2 separate regions of the Mus musculus genome follow, and region 2 is linked to region 1. Evidence: chromatin loops called from intact Hi-C (ENCODE). Cell type or tissue: gastrocnemius. All regions are shown on one strand. Links, peaks and the distances in the headings refer to the core of each region. The heading gives the core; the rest is flanking DNA. Region 1 overlaps Catsperd (cation channel sperm associated auxiliary subunit delta). Region 2 holds the start of Micos13 (mitochondrial contact site and cristae organizing system subunit 13).

Region 1 (8,325 bases), core at 61-8,060:
ATTGTTAACCGTGAAGGGATCAGGTTGCTAAGTGCCAAGCAGGGAGCTACTCCTGAGGCACGCCCCAGCTCCTCATCGGGGAACACTTCTGGCCACGCCCCTCTTTGTCCTGGCTCCCTTTTCTCTTTCCCTTGCTTTCCTAGTGCTGTAGGGGAGGAGCTCAGAAGGGGCGGGCGGGGTCCTCTAGGTCAGAAGCATGAGTAGGGGGTTGGGTGACTCATTCCAACTGTCCTTATTGCTGAGCTGTGGAGTGAAGGCTCTGGGAAAGGATGGGACAATAGTAAATGGCTTACCCAGCAGGAAGTGCTGATATCACGGCTGGGGACTTGGGCCACCTGACTGAAACTTCCCAAGATCACCCCCCACACAGCCCATGGTGATGAAGCACCCTAGGTGAAGAGTCCAAGAGAAGCCTCTTGGCCTACACTGTGTCTGACAACAGGAAAAGTGGCTAGGGATTCATAGGGTGTCCCTGAGAACAGTAAGTCACATGAGCTCACTGGTATTTATTTACTTGGATTTTGATGTCTTCTCCTGAGGTAGGGTTTCTCTGTGTAGCCCCGGCCATCCTAGACCTCACTCTGTAGACCAGGCTGGCCTTGAACTCACGGAGATCCTCCTGCCTCTGCCTCCCAAGTGCTGGGGTCAAAGGTGTGTACCTTCCCACATCCTTTTTGGGTTTATGAGATTGCAGGGTGTCTGTGCAGGTGCCTGGGATGAGATCAGGCAAAAAATAAGCCAGCGGCCACAAGGCTCACGTGTGGCGCTTGAGAGGGGTCTCAGTCACTGTTCCGTCACTGTGAGGATGTAAGGGTCTGGAATCACTGAAGGACGACCCCAGACCCAGAGAGTATACAAAGACAAAGAACATTTATTCTGCAGAGACAACCAGCAGCAACTCTTCTGCAAAATGGCGACCTCGGGCGAAGGTGTGCAGGCCCTCTTATAGGGAACTAAGGGAACTCTCTAGAAGAACTAGGTAATCTCTAATGTGGTAGGGGCAAAGCAGTAGCATTAATACAGCTTTGATTGGCAACTACGTTAGTTTTATTTTTAGAGAACATGTTAGGTAATCTAAAATTTCATTGGTGGGTCACGGGGGTCGGCTGCTTATTGGCTTGTGCCAGGTGGCCAGTGGTCTGCATTTTTTTTAAAGATTTGTTTATTTTTTTTTCCTTTTTTTAAATTTACATTTCAAATGTTATCCCCTTTCCTAGTTTCCCCTCCAAAAATCCCCTATCCCATCCCCCCTCCCCTTGCTCCCCAAACCACCCACTCCTGCTTCCTGGCCCTGACAGTCCCCTATACTAGGGCATATATCTTTGCAAGACCAAGGGCCTCTCCTCCCATTGATGACCAACTAGGCCATTCTCAGTTACATATGCAGCTAGAGCCATAAGTCTCTCCATGTGTTTTCTTTGATTGGTGGTTTAGTCCCAGGGAGCTCTGGGGGTACTGGTTAGTTCATATTGTTGTTCTTCCTAGAGGGCTGCAAACCCCTTCAGCTCCTTGGGTACTTTCTCTACCTCTTTCATTGGGGACCCTGTGCTCTGTCTACTAGATGGCTGTGAGCATCCATTTCTGTATTAGTCAGGCACTGGCAGAGCCTCTCAGGAGACAGCTATATCAGGCTCCTGTCAACAAGCTCTTGTTGGCATCTGCAATAATGTCTGGGTTTGGTGGTGGTTTATGGGATGGATCTCTGGGTAGGGCAGTCTCTGGACGGTCATTCCTTCAGTCTCTGTTCTGAACTTTGTCTCTGTAACTTCTAAGATATATTTATTTTATGTATATGAGTATACTGTAGCTGTCTTCAGACACACCAGAAGAGGGCATCAGATCCCATTACAGATGGTTGTGAGCCACCGTGTGGTTGCTGGGATTTGAACTCAGGACCTCTGGAAGAGCAGTCAGTGCTCTTACCCGCTGAGCCATCTCTCCAGCCCTGTGGTCTACATCCTTAACCACAGGATGAGATAGGGCTGCCCAGCACAGAGGACCCAAGTTAAGAGATTTTTCTCTTCTTGTGGCTATCTCTAGGCTCTTCTTTGGGAGGGAGTTTTCTGGCCTTGTTCCTGGAATTTATGGTCTGTTCCTGGAGCTGGTGACCTATGGCCTAGTTCCTGGGACTGGTGGCTTTCTTTTTGAAATCAGGCGTGGTCCTAAAATGGAGACCAATGTCATCCTTTCAAAGAGACACCATGACCGTGGCGACTCTTAACTGCGAGCTGGCTTACCAGTTAGGAGTGTTAGTCCATAATCATCATGGCTGGAGCAGACAGGCACAGGAGCAGTAAGCAGCTGGAGAGTTACACAGGGCCTGCTGTGAGCCCTTGAACCTCCTCCAGCAAGACCACACCCCCTCATCCTTCCCCAGCAGTCCAGTAACTGTGGACCAAGCATTGATTTATGGGCCCGAGGGGCATGCTCACTCTGACACCATGGGAAGAGTCTTTCTATTATGAACTGGGCTTCCAGTAAGATCCAGAGAAGCTGCAGGTTTCAGGCTGGGCAGGAGAAAGGCTGCATGCATTTGGGCTCTGCTCAGTGCTAAGTCAACATTTGCGCCAGATCTCTGTCTGCAAACCCACAGCTGTCTTTGAGCTGATCCTGGACCCAGTGAGTAGAGTGTCTAGCATGCACCAAGCCCCGGGGTTGAAAGCCCAACCACCCAGGCTGAGTGTGTTGACATGATGATAACATGTCATCCTAGCAGAAGGCAGAGGCAGAGGAGGCAGAGGAGGCAGAGGAGGCAGAAGAGGCAGAGGCAGGAGGCAGAGGGTCAGTTCAGAGTCCTCCTCAGCCATGCAGTGAGTTTGAGGACAGCCTGGATCACATGAGCCCCCCCTATCTCAAGCAGTAATAATTATTATTCTGTCTATGCTGGTGTCCATTGCAGCCAACATCAATTGTGTTGAAATTCTCGAGGCTCCAGCCAGATTCTTGGAGCATGGATGGGGCTTGACAATGTAAAGAAACACAGTTGTCACCTCATAGGGGATAAGAGAGTTTATTCTGAAGCTGAATATGCCTAGGATGCCAAGAACACGGTTCCCCAAATACCACAAGGGACAGCCGTGGAAAAGTACTAATAGAAAGAGGACACGGGAAGTCACTGTTCAGCACTTCACAAGGACATCGATTGGCATGCACACTAGGTTGCCAGTAACCCCAAAGCTGAAAACTTCTGCTGTGGGTCTCAGACGATGATGCCTGACTTCATCCTTAGCCTTGGGACAGGTAGAGAAGCTAGTGGTCTCTTTATGCAGTTCAAAAAGACTCACCCAGCTGATACAAGGACAGCAATGACACGGAAGTGACTAATGAATGGCTGTTGTCTTAGTCAGTGTTCTGTGGTGTGAAGAGACATCATGACCACAGGGCAGCATGTAATTAGTGTTTCAGAGGTTGAGTACATTGTGAGAAGCATGGTGGAATGCAGGCAGACGTGGTGCTAGAGACAAAGCTGAAAGTTCTACATCCTGACCCACAGGCAGCAGGGAGAGACTGGGATACACTGGCCAAACTTGAGCTGATAAAACTTCAAAGCCACCGGGCATTGGCGGCACACGCCTTTAATCCCAGCACTTGGGAGGCAGAGGCAGGCGGATCCTCCTAATAGTATCACTTCCTATGGACCAGGCATTCACACACGAGTCTACAGGGTGGCATGGGTGGCAGGGAGAGTGGGCTAACCACACCAGCTGTTAAGGGGCTAAACAGTCCGTGATAATTTGGCTCTGGATCTGCAACATTCCAACCCTCTAATGTCAGATGTTCTAACCATCAGTCTTAGAGATTCTTCCCACAGGGGTGGATTTTCTCCCTTTCCAGGAATCTCAGATCACAGGCTCCATCTCCTTACTATGGCTGAGTTCCCCTGTAGCCAGAGTGGGGAACAGAGTGGCTGGTTCAATGCATATATGCTGGTGACACTGGATTGGGTGGAGGATGCGTCCTTCATTCCTCCTTGGATTCCCAGTCCCAAGACTGAACTGACCCTTGTTGTTGCTGCTACCGCCGCTGCAGCCTCCTTCTCCTCCTGCTTCCCTCCCTCTCCCCCTCCTCCTCCCTTGAACAGTGCACCCTTGTCCTGTGGGACTCTCGGGTCCAGGAAGCTCTCCGCGGAATGAGGGAGCCCTTTAAACACCGCACAGCTCTTGGTGCTGGCGACCAGAGCACTAGGAGATGTCGCCCAGACGACCTACAAGTCCTGGGCAGGGCCTCTGCATGCAAGCTTGAGGACATGAGTTCAGCTCCCCAGAATCCACAAAGAAGCCGGGTGCAGGGTCTGTGACTTCAAGAACTGGGAAGCCGGCTCAGTGCGGAAAGGGTGATCCCAAGTCTGCAGTTTGTTCCCCTCAACAGCTGAACAGCAGCGCTGCTGGGCCGGGGTGCATGGCGGCACACGACGGCGCCGGGATTGCAGGACAGGGCGCAGGGGTACCGTTGGGTAAAGTGAGGAAGACACCTGATGGACCTTTGGATCCTCATTGACGCGCACGCACACTCATGGGCGGGCATTCACGCACAAGCACCCGCTGGCTCTGACATCGCAGTCCTCTGCTGCCCCCCAGTGGCCACTGTGCAAAACCTCTTTCAAGTTTGGATTTGGGGGTCTCGAGGCGCCACAGGTTCTGTCCACATATCCAGTACAAGACAAAGAGAGGTAGGAGGATCTCCCACAAATTTGTGCTAGCCTGGGCTAGAGTGAAATCCTGTGTCAGAAATACAACCAACCAGCGCATGGCAGTAAAGGCATACATGCACCTCACAACCCAGCTCGGGAACTGGGACAGCAGGTCAAAGGGTAAGGTTATCTTCGACTGCATAGGGAGTGATGCGAGGCCAGCCTGGGCTGCATGAGTCCCTGGCTCAAAATAATTAATAATAATAATACGACAAACCTACTCTCAAAGGAAGGGAAGCTGTGTTCCTGTCCCCTGTAGGAACTGCTATATACTTCCACTGAAGACAAGCTACGTTGGTTTTGATTAACACATGTCCTAGTCGAGATGAAATGGACCCCTATTTCTGGATGAGAAGTGGGCCAAAGAACTTCTCTTTCTTCTTCTTCTTCTTCTTCTTCTTCTTCTTCTTCTTCTTCTTCTTCTTCTTCTTCTTCTCCTTCTCCTTCTCCTTCTCCTTCTCCTTCTCCTTCTCCTGCTTCTGCTTCTTCTTCTTCTCTCTCTCTCTCTCTCTCTCTCTGTTTTTCAAAACAGGGTTTCTCTGTGTATCCCTGGAACTCACTCTGTAGACCAGGCTGGCCTTGAACTCAGAAATCTGCCTCCCTCTGCTTCCCATGTGCTGGGATTAAAGGTGTGTGCCACCACTGGTCGGCCCTTTCTTATTTTCTTATTTTATATTTGAAGTCATGGAACTCATTCTGACCTTAAACTCACTGTGTAGTTGAGGTTGACCTTGAACCCCTACTCCTCCTACCTTGCATGCCGGTGCTGGGATGACAAGCGTGTGTTTTATGCGGTGCTGCAGATGGAAGCCTGGCCTTGTGCACTCTGTGTGACTGTACGGCCGACTCTGCTACAGCCCAGATTTCAATCCCCGATACACACAGTTCTCAGTCACCAAGGATTATTTCCTGGAATTCTGGCTGAGTGGAACTGAAGGCTGAGGGATAGAAGGCCACCAGCCCCCCACAGCAGAATCAACTCATAGTGTAAACCTAGCCTTCTGGGTCCAGAGCTCCTGAGTCTCCGGATGTCCCTCAAAAAGCCACTGCTGGATTCTATGCAGTTGGTCACAAGGCGTCGCAGAACATGACGTGTGACATAGCTTCAGACTGTACAGAGATTTACTGACACAGAGCCACAGGGATGGCAGCACCGTTGTTAATTTTCAATTCTAATTTACTCCTGGGTACTGTATGGCTGGGGATCTCCCTGGAGGGAGAAGGTACCACGCCTGACCACTTGTACCCCAGTGACCAGAGTAGGAAGCTAGTAGTATTTAAAGTACATTCTTTTTTCTTTTAATTTTTAAAATTTAAATTTTAGAAAATAATTTTTTTTAAAGATTTATTTTATTGATTATATGTAAGTACACTGTAGCTGTCTTCAGACACTCCAGAAGAGGGAGTCAGATCTCGTTAGGGATGGTTATGAGCCACCATGTGGTTGCTGGGATTTGAACTCTGGACCTTCGGAAGAGTAGTCGGGTGCTCTTACCCACTGAGCCATCTCACCAGCCCAGAAAATAATTTTAAAATAAAAATTTTATTATTTTATTCCATGTGGATGTCTGTGTGTCTGTACGCGGGTTTGTGCATGTAAACACAGTTCTTAGGGAGGCCACGAGAGGCCATCACAACCCTGGGAGCTGGGCTTACAGGATCTTGTGCATTGCCTGATGTGGGTGCTGGGGAGAGAACTCGGGATCTCTGCAAGAGCAACCAGTGTGCAGAACCCTTGAGCTGTATAATAACCTGTTTCCTTGTTCAGTTTACAAAGATCTTTCTGTTATGGCTTGGGGCAGTGGTTCTCACATGGTTCCCCCATTTGAGGGTCACACATCAACTATTTACCTTATGATTCAGAATCGTGGAAAACTTACAGTTATGAGGTAGCAAGGAAATGCTTTTATGGCTGGGGATCACCACACCATGAGGAGCTGTACTAAAAGGTTGCACTATTACGAAGTTTGAGGTCCACTAGTTTAACAAGTTTAGGAGTTTATTGGTTTCTTTTGTTTGTTTGAAATAGGGTCTTACTCTGTAGATCAGGTTGGACTCCATCTCACAGAGATGCACCTGCCCCTCCCTCCTGGGTGCTGGTATTAAGTTCTGTGATAACATAGAGACACTGAGTCACTGTGCAAGGCTCATACAGCACTCAGGAAAACATCATAGTGATGGAAGGTCACAGGGTCAGACAGGGAGGTCCACAGGGGAAAAGGGGACTGAGAAGACCTGGAGCAATGGCTTGACTGGTAAAGCATTTGGACAGGAGTTCAAATCCCAGCACCCACGTGAGAAGCCAGGATGGCTAGGAGGGCCTGTGACCCTAGCCCAGTGTAGCTCCAGGTTGAGTGAGGGAGGCTGTCTGAAGTGAATAAAGCAGACACATAGAGCAGGATCCCCAACCCCCCTACTTCTTCATGTACACTTGCTGTGCACATACATCCACACTCACCACATACACCAGGGAGACAGAAGGTTGCGTTGTATGCACACATTCATGTTCCCAGGAGTTGGAAGCTGAGGCAGGGGGATTACTGAAAACTCCAGACCAGCCTGAGCTATGTAATGACACTCTCTTTCAAAACTAAAAACCAAAAACCAAAACCAAAACCATTGAACCTGGGTATGATGGTGACATATGTTAGCCTAACTTTCTGGCTGTGCCGGCAGGAGGATCAGAAGTACATGGGCACCCTCATCTACAAAGCCATTTCGAGGGCAGTCTGGGCTACATAAAATACTCAAAACTGGGGGTGGGGGGGGAGAAAGAAAGTGTGAGTGAGCTCTTTTTTTTTTTTTTTTTTTTTCGAGACAGGGTTTCTCTGTGTAGCCCTGGCTGTCCTGGAACTCACTCTGTAGACCAGGCTGGCCTCGAACTCAGAGATCTGCCTGCCTCTGCCTCCCAAGTGCTGGGATTAAAGGCATGTGCCACCACGCCCGGCAAGAGTGAGTTCTATATCTGTGGCCCCAGCACTTGGGAAGATGAGGCAGGAGAATTTTGAGTTCAAGACCAGACTGGACTACACTGTGACAGTGTCTCCCTATCTCACAGATCTATAGGAGTATACCCAGATTTAAAATACGTAGTAGCTGCTTTCAGGTGTCTTGTCAGTATGCAAAGGTGAATATAGGTTTGGTTTTCCATTCTCCCTTCCTTTCTTTCTTCCTTACTTCTTCTTCTTCTTCTTCTTCTCTCTCTCTCTCTCTCTCTCTCTCTCTCTCTCTCTCTCTCTCTCTCTCTCTCTTTCTTTCTTTTTTCCAGACAGGGTTTCTCTGTATAGCCCTGGCTGTCCTGGAACTCACTCTGTAGACCAGACTGCCCTCGAACTCAGAAATCCGCCTGCCTCTGCCTCCCGAGTGCTGGGATTAAAGGCGTACGCCACCACGCCTGGCCTGAGTTCTTAGCACCCACATAGTTGGCTTAGACCGGTCACCCACAGTCCAGTTCCAGGATAGCCTTTCCTTTTTTAGCCTTTTGTAGGCACTGCACACACATAGCACTCATACACAAATACATCTTTTCTTATTACTTATTGTTTGTTTGTTTTCAAGACATAGTCTGTGTAGCCCTGGACCAGGCTGCTCTCAAACGGAGATCCTCTTGCGTCTGCCTGAGTGCTGGGATTAAA
Region 2 (8,325 bases), core at 232-8,231, 56 kb before region 1:
CCCAAACCCAGAAACACAAAACTCCACCAAGCAGGGGTGGAGGAGGCCCCAAGGACACCCAGAAGCAACCTGTAGGCCACCCACTCCCAGCCAAGGTACCTGTGGCATCTCCAGACCTGTCTGCTGGCACACATATTGGCTGAACTGGTACATTGCTGGTGGCACAACCTCCTCGGCCTTCCGCAGGGCAGCCTCACTCTTGTCACTAGGCCCCAGCAGCTCCTGGTCATAAACAAGGTAGACTGCTCCTCCAGCCACACTTCCCTTAATGAGGAACCTTCAGGAATACATGAAGGGAGACGCTGTGGGGGGCAGGATCTCAGAGATCAGACAGTTGATCATTTTTTGTTGTTGTTGTTTTGTTTTTCGAGACAGGGTTTCTGTGTAGCCCTGGCTGTCCTGGAACTCACTCTGTAGACCTGGCTGGCCTCGAACTCAGAAATCCGACTGCCTCTGCCTCCTAAGTGCTGGGATTAAAGGCGTGTGCCACCACTCCCGGCCAGTTGATCATTTCATTTGCCTTTGTGACACGACTTTTAGCAGTAAACGGAGTCTTAAAGAGAGACAGGGTGGGTCATTCGAAACCCTGCAAAGGATAATGGACACTCAAGATCCCTGGTACAAAACCTTCCAGGGTGTCTGGCGGAGCTTCCCCGCAAGTTACTCAAGTCAGCTACGGAGGGAGATGGGCAGGATTGCCTACGCATCTGAATTGCACCTAAGAGTAAATTGAAGCAGTAGGGTGATAAGGGCTGGCTGAAGCCAGTTTCCCTACACAGACCGTGAGAAAGGTCCGTAACAACCGGAAGTGAGCCGTCGCAGGACCCTAAGCCACGAGGCAGAGATGCCTACAGCCCCGAACTTTCTCAGGGCCTCCACGATTGTCCACGCACCTCATTAGCGACCACACTCGAGCCACCATGGTTAGTCTCTCGCTTCACTCGCCGCGCAAGGACAAGTAATTCGCCCGCCGCTTCCGGTTGGTGTCGCTGCTGAGACTCCTGGGAAATGTAGTGGTCGCTGTCAGCCGCAATGGAGTTAGACTCTTGTAGGTCGAGGTCCGTGGCTGCCGCAATTCTTTCTGGGAAATGTATTAGTTAGGCGGAAGACCAAAGAAGGGCTAGGCCGCGAAGGCTCCTGGGAAATGTAGTCTGGAGGCACGACAGAGACGAGCCCTCGGAAGACACTGGTCGGATTCCCCGCGCCCGCGCGGAGAATTGAGTGTCCCCCAGGTGAAGCAAGCCTAAGTGATGGTTACCACGGCAACGCGAGGGCTGGATTGTTCCAGAGAAGCAGGCCTTTGGTTCACGTGAGCGGTTAGGGGTGTGGCTCTAACCTAGGAAGCTTGGAGAGGCTACAGATGGCCTGTGAGATGGACGCTTGCCAAGGTTGTTGACTTGCCAAGGCCAAGGCGCTGGAGGATCCCTGCCGGGTAGAAGTCTTGGGGTCATGTGAGAACGGGTTGGCGGTGGGTGGTCCGGAGTACAAGGAGCCACACTGGGGTGCGAAGTGCCGCAGGAGGGGTTAGCGGCCAAGTGGACATCATGTAGATCCCTGTTCGGTTGCAAGGTGAGCTTGAGCAGATGTGCACCATGGATGCATGGATGCCTTGTAATTGTCTATGGAGACCTATTGTCCTAATTACTTCTCAGTTGTCCTGACAAAGCACCATGGCCAAGGCAACTCAATAGAAGGAAAAGTTTTCTGCTTCCAGTTTCAGAGGACCATGACCATCGTAACGCGGAGCATGACAGCAGGCAAACCGGGATGGCGCTGGAGCAGCAGCTGAGAGCTTACATTGTGGCTCATAAGCTGAAAGAGACTACAGGGTATTGTGTGGGCTTTTGAAACCTTAAAGTCCACACCACTGTCACCCCTGCCCCAAGAAAACTTATCTCCTAATCCTTGCCAAACAGTTCTACCAAATGGGGACCAAGCATTCAAATACATGAAACTGTAGGGGTCATTCCGATTCAACCATACACAAGACCCCCCCCACACACAACTTTATTTCTTTATTACTTATTTTTGTGTTGGGTTTGGTTTGGTTTGCCTTTGGTTGGTTATTGTTTGCTTGCTTGTTTTGAGGCAAGGTTTGTCTAACAGTCCTGGCTGTCCTGGAACTCACTTTGTGGCCCAGGCTGGCCTCGAACTCACAGCTCTGCCTGCATCTGCCTCTTAAGTGTTGGTATTAAAGTGTGTTCCACCATCACCCAGCTTTGTGGGTTTTTTTCTTTTTTAGACGGGGTCTTATTCTTTGTACGTGATTGGTCTGGAACTCATATGGACCAAAGCTGAATTCTCCTGCCTGGGCCTCCTCATTCCTGCTTTTACAGACATGTCCAGTGTCTATGGTGACATTTTCTCCTTTTCACCCAGAACTAAAATAAACCAACCCTCATGACTAAGAATGGGTGAGAGGAGCCTAGAACATGGCAAGGTAGCATGTGGCATTGCCAGTAGCGCTTAGACAGTGTATCTTTGGACCTAAGATTTGAAAGAAGTAAGTTTTAGGGAAGAGCGTCCAAGCAAGAACTCAGCCAGTGCACAGGCCCAGGACCTGGGACAAAGCTGAGCAGACTGGGCAGTTTGGACTGGCTCCTGGAGGACCCTTTAAGGGGCCCAGGGCTTTGTTTTCCCCCCACTCCCAGAATGACCAGAGTGAGTGGTCTGAGGAAGAAGGAAGGATGTTGGCAGCAGGACATCTTCATTATGTCCCACTAAGGCTCACACACGGAAGGCGAGCCTCCCTGTGTGTGGGTGCAGGGCTGGGATGGGGGTAGGAAGTGAGTGTGAGTGGGAGGGAAGAATGGGAGAACTTGAGAGCACTTTCTTCATCCAACTTCCTTATAACTTGTTCCAGACCTGAGGCTGTTTCTTCCCTGGCTAAATGTCAACAGGAATATACCTTTCAGTGTGTGCTTGTTAACAGAAACTGCAGTGATAGAGATACAGCAAAATACTCTGTGTACCTGCAAATATAGGGGGACATTGGAGGATGGCGCCCTGGGCATCAAGAAATACCTACTCCCCATGGGCCAGAGGCTTGCCTCTTGGATACTAGGCCCCGCCCTTGCCCTTCTTGGTCTCTGCCCTCAGCTCCCACTCAAGTTTAGCCTCCCTCCTGCATTCAAGTCCAGCCCCTGCTGTGTTCTACCACCCCACCCCACCCCCACCTTGGTTTGGACAGCAGGTCCTGCTCATTTCCCCTCCCTCTTGCGTAAAAGACCCCGCCCCTGCCCAGATTGGCTCCGCCCCCTCTCCTCCATTCCCTCTTTCTGTCTTAAGCTCCGCCCCTGCCCAGCTTTGCCTCGCCCCGGCTCCTGCTCAAGTTTCCTCTCCCTCCTGTGTTCTAGGACCTATTCCTACCTTCTTTGGACTCTTCTCAGGCCTGATCATCAGCACAGCCACCCTAGGGTACCAGAGTGGACCCTCTTGGCACGCAGGCTGAGGATCCCCACGAGGGCCTTAGCTCCATCCCAGGGTGATGCTACCCACAGGCCCCGCCTATCTGGGTTGGCCCCTCCCACTCTTATCCAAGTACTTGTGCTGCTGACGAGTTTTGCCCTCTGCTCCCTCCAGAGTACTGCATCCTGGTACATCCATGCCCTGCTTCGTAATGAGAGTTGGATTCTCTTATGTTCTCTACTGTTGGAATTCCTCAGGCTGACAGAGCGTGGAGTGTGGGAAGCTGAGGCAGGAGAGGAGGAGGCTCAAGTACAGCTCAGCTGCTGGAGCACTTGGGTGTTACACGCCTGTCATTATCAGGACAGCCTGGGCTGCACGAGACCATAGCTCACAGAAAAAAAGTGAGGAAGGAGAGGAGTGAGGGGGCACAGCCTGTGATTCTAGATAATTTGCAGCCCTCTCTACCCCAAGGCCTCCAGGGGACGCGAAACTCCTTCAACGAAACAGTTCATAAGGATCAGTCTATTGATCCGGACAGATTTGTTGTGACTGTTGTGACAGATCTATTGATCTGTTGGATCCGGAACCCTCCATGACGAAGGCAAACGGAGTTCTGTAAACTGACTTCTGACCTCTGCAAGTTTGTAGTGGCACATGCTCTCTCTCTTTCGAGACAGGGTTTCTCTGTGTAGCCCTGGCTGTCCTGGAACTCACTCTGTAGACCAGGCTGGCCTCGAACTCAGAAATTCGCCTGCCTCTGCCTCCCAAGTGCTGGATTAAAGGTGTGCGCCACCACGCCCGACACAAACAAAAAATTTTAAAAGCACTCTTTAAAGTCATTTTTAAAAAGATTTGTTTATTTAATTAGTTATTATGTATACAGCGGTCTCCCTGCATGTGTACCATCAGGCAAAATGAGGGCACCAGATCTCATTATAGATGGTTATTAGCCACCATGTGGTTAACTGAGAATTGAAATCAGGACCTCTGGAAGAGCAGACAGGGCTCTTAACCTCTGAGACATCTCTACAGAGCCCATTCCCCTCAAAAGCACTTTTATTGTCAGAGATTAAATTACTTCAACAGCTAACAACAGTGTGAGGCAGCATTCCAACTCCTAACCTAAGGGATGATTCCCAAGCCGAGGTCTCACGGGTGCCGTAGAACCTCCGGCCACCAGAGGTCGCCCGCAGCGCGCCTGTCTCTCTAGCCGGAAAGGCCTGCAAGTGGCATATATCCCAGGATTCTGCGCGGTGCCGTTCTTCCTGTCCCGGCCGCCATCGGAGAGCATCAGGTAAGTGGGCCTCGTCGGGGCTCATCTGCCCCCATCGGGCATCCCGGCCCCATGGGGAGTCCCTGCGGGCCGGCATGCGGGCGGGCGCGGGCCGAGGTACCGTGTCTCAGCCGCTGTCTTGTCCCCGCTGCCCACAGCCATGGCTCTGCGCTACCCCATGGCCGTGGGCCTCAACAAGGGCCACAAGGTGACGAAAAACGTCAGTAAGCCGAGACACAGCCGGCGACGCGGGGTGAGTGCTGGGGACGCGACCGCCTCGTCAGAGATGGGGACGGGGGTGAAGAAGTGAATATCGACACCTGCGTAGATTCTGTGTCGTTGGAATGGGAAGGTCTGAGTGGTTCGTGGGCCCGGTCGTTGATTGGGCGTCTGAGACTGGGAGTCGGTCGGTGGGCTGTTGCGTTCGGCCCCCTGTAAGGCCCATTTTGGGGTTCGTGACCTCGGGGCTGTGCTCGCAGCGCCTCACCAAACACACCAAGTTCGTGCGGGACATGATCCGGGAGGTGTGCGGCTTCGCACCCTACGAGCGGCGAGCCATGGAGTTGCTCAAAGTGTCCAAGGACAAGCGCGCACTCAAGTTCATCAAGAAGAGGGTAGGCAGCGTGCTGCACCGAGCACGGGTGGGGGTGTGGCTGGCTGCAGTGGCCCTGGGTGACATGCGACTACTCCTCGCAGGTGGGCACGCACATCCGCGCCAAGAGAAAGCGGGAGGAGCTGAGCAACGTGCTGGCAGCCATGAGGAAGGCGGCGGCCAAGAAGGATTGATGAACCCTCCCCCAATAAAAGATGGTTCCTACAGTTTTGTGTATGTGTGAGCTCACGGCGACACTGAGACTCAGGCTTAGGGCTTTTGGAAAGGTTTTCTTTATTCATGATTCTACAGCTGTGCTCGTGGCTCCGCCACACCATGATTTATTTAGTCCCAGGCCCCTGTGTCATCTCTCCACGGCCAGTGCCTCCCTGTGCTCTCGCCGGGGGAAGGCAATGGGGAATATGTCCCGATAGTGTTCCACGAAGTGAACTTCAAGGCCCTCTGTGATAAAAGGAGCTAAATCCGAGTAGTCCTTTCTGTTCTCAGCAGGCAGAATGATGCAGGTCACACCTGCACGCTTAGCCTGTGGAAAGATGTGTCAGCTGGGTGCTCTTCCACCCTGAGGTGGTCAGGGGTACAGGCGGCAGACACTCACCGCAATGGTCTTCTCCTTGATGCCACCCACAGGCAACACCTTGCCAGTGAGGGAGACCTCCCCAGTCATAGCCAGGTTCTGCAACACTGGCTGGCCCAGAGCCAGGGACAGCAGTGCAGTGACAATAGTACAGCCTGCGCTGGGACCATCCTTGGGGGTAGCACCCTGTGGGGAGAGGCAGTGGTGAGTTGCTGCGCTGATGGGTGCTATGGGGGGGGGGGGTGAATGATGGGCCTACCTCAGGCACATGCAGGTGGATGTGTGAGGTGACTAGGAAGTCATTTTCAGGGTCCTGCTCCATCAGGAAGGCACGAGCATAGGTGTAGGCTATGCGGGCACTCTCTTTCATCACATCTCCCAGCTGACCTGTCACCTCTAGGCTGCCATCCTTGTCCTCCTTGCTGCCACTAGGCTGGGGCCGCCTCAAAGATGTCTCCACAAACAATGTAGAGCCCCCTGGAAGGTGGAAAAGGCTAAATTTGTTCCTTACACTCCAATTCTGCACTTGAAGACTCCATAGCACTGGTAGCCTGCATTATCTATCCAGGCCCCGTCTTTATTTACATTTGTAGCAGCCAGCTGGCCAGGCAGAAAGATGTGGGTGCTATGCTCACCCATGGCAGTCCAGGCCAAACCCATGACCACGCCAGGAGGTGTGACTTCGTACATGCGCTCCACTGTGAACACAGGCTTCCCAACAAAGTCTTGTAGGTTCTCAGGTGTCACCTGTACTGTCTGGGCCTCCCCACTTACGATCTTGTATGCAGCCTTGCGCAGCACCTGAAGTGGGTGGGTGGGTGGGTGTAGGTGGGCATTTGCTAGGCAGAGGCATGCCCTGTGTAGTGGGTGGGCCCGTGGGCGGGCTTACCTTCTCCACCTGCTTCTGTAGGTTGCGCACACCACTCTCCCTGCAGTATTGCTTGATGAGCAGTGTGAGCACTGCTGCTGACAGCTGGGCCTTGCTCTCATCTAGGCCACACAGGGTGCGGGCCTGTGGCACCAGGTACCGCTGTGGGGAGCAGCTGTCAGCAATGCCTGTTGTCCTCACCCACCATGTTGTTCCTGGTGCCCTAGGGTCCTAATCTCCTCACCCACTGCACCAACCCAGCCCTCCCTTCTCAGAAGCACAGAGTAGAGAATCACAGCCCTGTCCTGAAGACGATAGGCCCCAAAGTGTCACCCTAGGCTGTGCTCACCTGAGATCTTTGCCCATCACCTGCCAGGCACTCAAGACTATTGTGAGAGCCAAGTCTGATCTGGTGCCCCTCCACCCCACAGAACCCCACATACCTCTGCGATGGCCAGCTTCTCCTGTGCTACATAGCCAGACACATTGATCATCTCCATGCGGTCCCTCAGTGGTTCTGGGATGGTGTCAATGACATTGGCCGTGCAGATGAATAGCACCTGGGTGACAAGGGGGGCACAGGATGCTGGAAGCTGGGTGTCCCCTCTCCCATAGCACTAGCACCTAGCCACATGAGTCACACTCACCTTGGACAGATCCACTGGCACATCCAGGTAGTGGTCCAGGAAGTTGGCATTCTGCTCAGGGTCCAGCAACTCCAGCAGTGCTGATGACGGGTCCCCTTGGTAGCCTCGGCCAATCTTGTCCACCTGAATTGGGAAAGGCAGGCGCCATAGGACAAACTATACCTGGCTCCAACACTACAGGATAAGCTGTGCAGTGAACTGTCCCTCCTGTCCCCAGAGCCTACCCCACCTCATCAATGAGCACTAGCGGGTTCTCTGTCTTGGTCTTCTTCAGACACTGGATGATCTTCCCAGGCATGGCCCCCACGTAGGTACGCCTGTGGGAGGCAACACTCAGTATGGGTCAGTGTGCTGATACCACCACATGGCCCACTTGGAAGCCGTTCTGACCTCACACAGGGTAGTTACCCAATGCTCTCCTTTAGCCAGCACTTGGCCACACAGTCTGCAGTTATGCCCACCTCACTTCCCTATGCACTGAGAGGTGGGGGTTGGCCTGGATGAATCTTCACAGGGGCATGGACCCACACTCAGGCTCAGTAGGGCAGACAGCAAGGGATGAACAAGGATGTCATCTAAGCTTGGGAACAGGTGCATGAGATGACAGGAAAGGTACAGAGAAGACAAGGCTGAAATAGGCCAGAGGGAACTGAATGGACAGTACAGGTACATGGGACAGGGACCAGGCAGCTAGGGGAGCAGTGAGACTCTGGTCCATGGTGCTGGGCAGGGTCTAGGGGAGTGGGAGCCATGGGAGCTCTGCTCTTTTGTTTCCCAAGCAGGATCTTAAGTAGTCCAGGTGGGCTAGCGCTCTAGAGCACGGTGTGTGTGGCCTGCCTAACCCTGAGTGCTGGGATGGTAAATGAGGCACTGTGAGGCTACCTGCTCTGACCAGGCCAGGCACTTCCTGTAGTGTTAGACTATAGGACTACCTTAGCAGCC

Evidence for each region. Peaks named below come from ENCODE experiments on the same cell type or tissue, not always from the same donor. Only the 100,000 strongest peaks of a DNase experiment are listed, where the experiment ranks them.
Region 2: it touches region 1 in a loop (2.7-fold over the local background); 26 of 42 quality-filtered maps call a loop at or near these places.

The regions. Positions count from the first base shown.
Region 1 is chr17:56,664,442-56,672,766 of GRCm38, forward strand. It overlaps Catsperd (cation channel sperm associated auxiliary subunit delta), which reads left to right. Exons shown (of 22, transcript NM_175350.3): 22 at 1-15. Among named protein-coding and RNA genes, the nearest start is that of Gm33461, 4.5 kb to the left of the region's middle. In gastrocnemius, for the core only: CTCF peaks have their summits at 4,570 (motif pointing left) and 4,773; a DNase peak (open chromatin) is centred at 4,555; H3K4me3 peaks cover 992 bases; H3K27ac peaks cover 807 bases.
Region 2 is chr17:56,608,747-56,617,071 of GRCm38, forward strand. Micos13 (mitochondrial contact site and cristae organizing system subunit 13) reads right to left here and starts at 1,025. Exons shown (of 4, transcript NM_153152.4): 1 at 894-1,025; 2 at 100-277. The coding sequence starts at 922. Rpl36 (ribosomal protein L36) reads left to right here and starts at 4,649. Exons shown (of 4, transcript NM_018730.3): 1 at 4,649-4,702; 2 at 4,840-4,934; 3 at 5,161-5,295; 4 at 5,378-5,500. The coding sequence starts at 4,842. The coding sequence ends at 5,467. Lonp1 (lon peptidase 1, mitochondrial) reads right to left here. Exons shown (of 18, transcript NM_028782.2): 11 at 7,613-7,700; 12 at 7,384-7,506; 13 at 7,180-7,296; 14 at 6,758-6,898; 15 at 6,504-6,669; 16 at 6,128-6,345; 17 at 5,890-6,054; 18 at 5,551-5,817. The coding sequence ends at 5,638. In gastrocnemius, for the core only: CTCF peaks have their summits at 984 and 4,578 (motif pointing right); DNase peaks (open chromatin) are centred at 1,188, 3,250, 4,619, 5,329 and 1 more place; H3K4me3 peaks cover 4,037 bases; H3K27ac peaks cover 3,716 bases.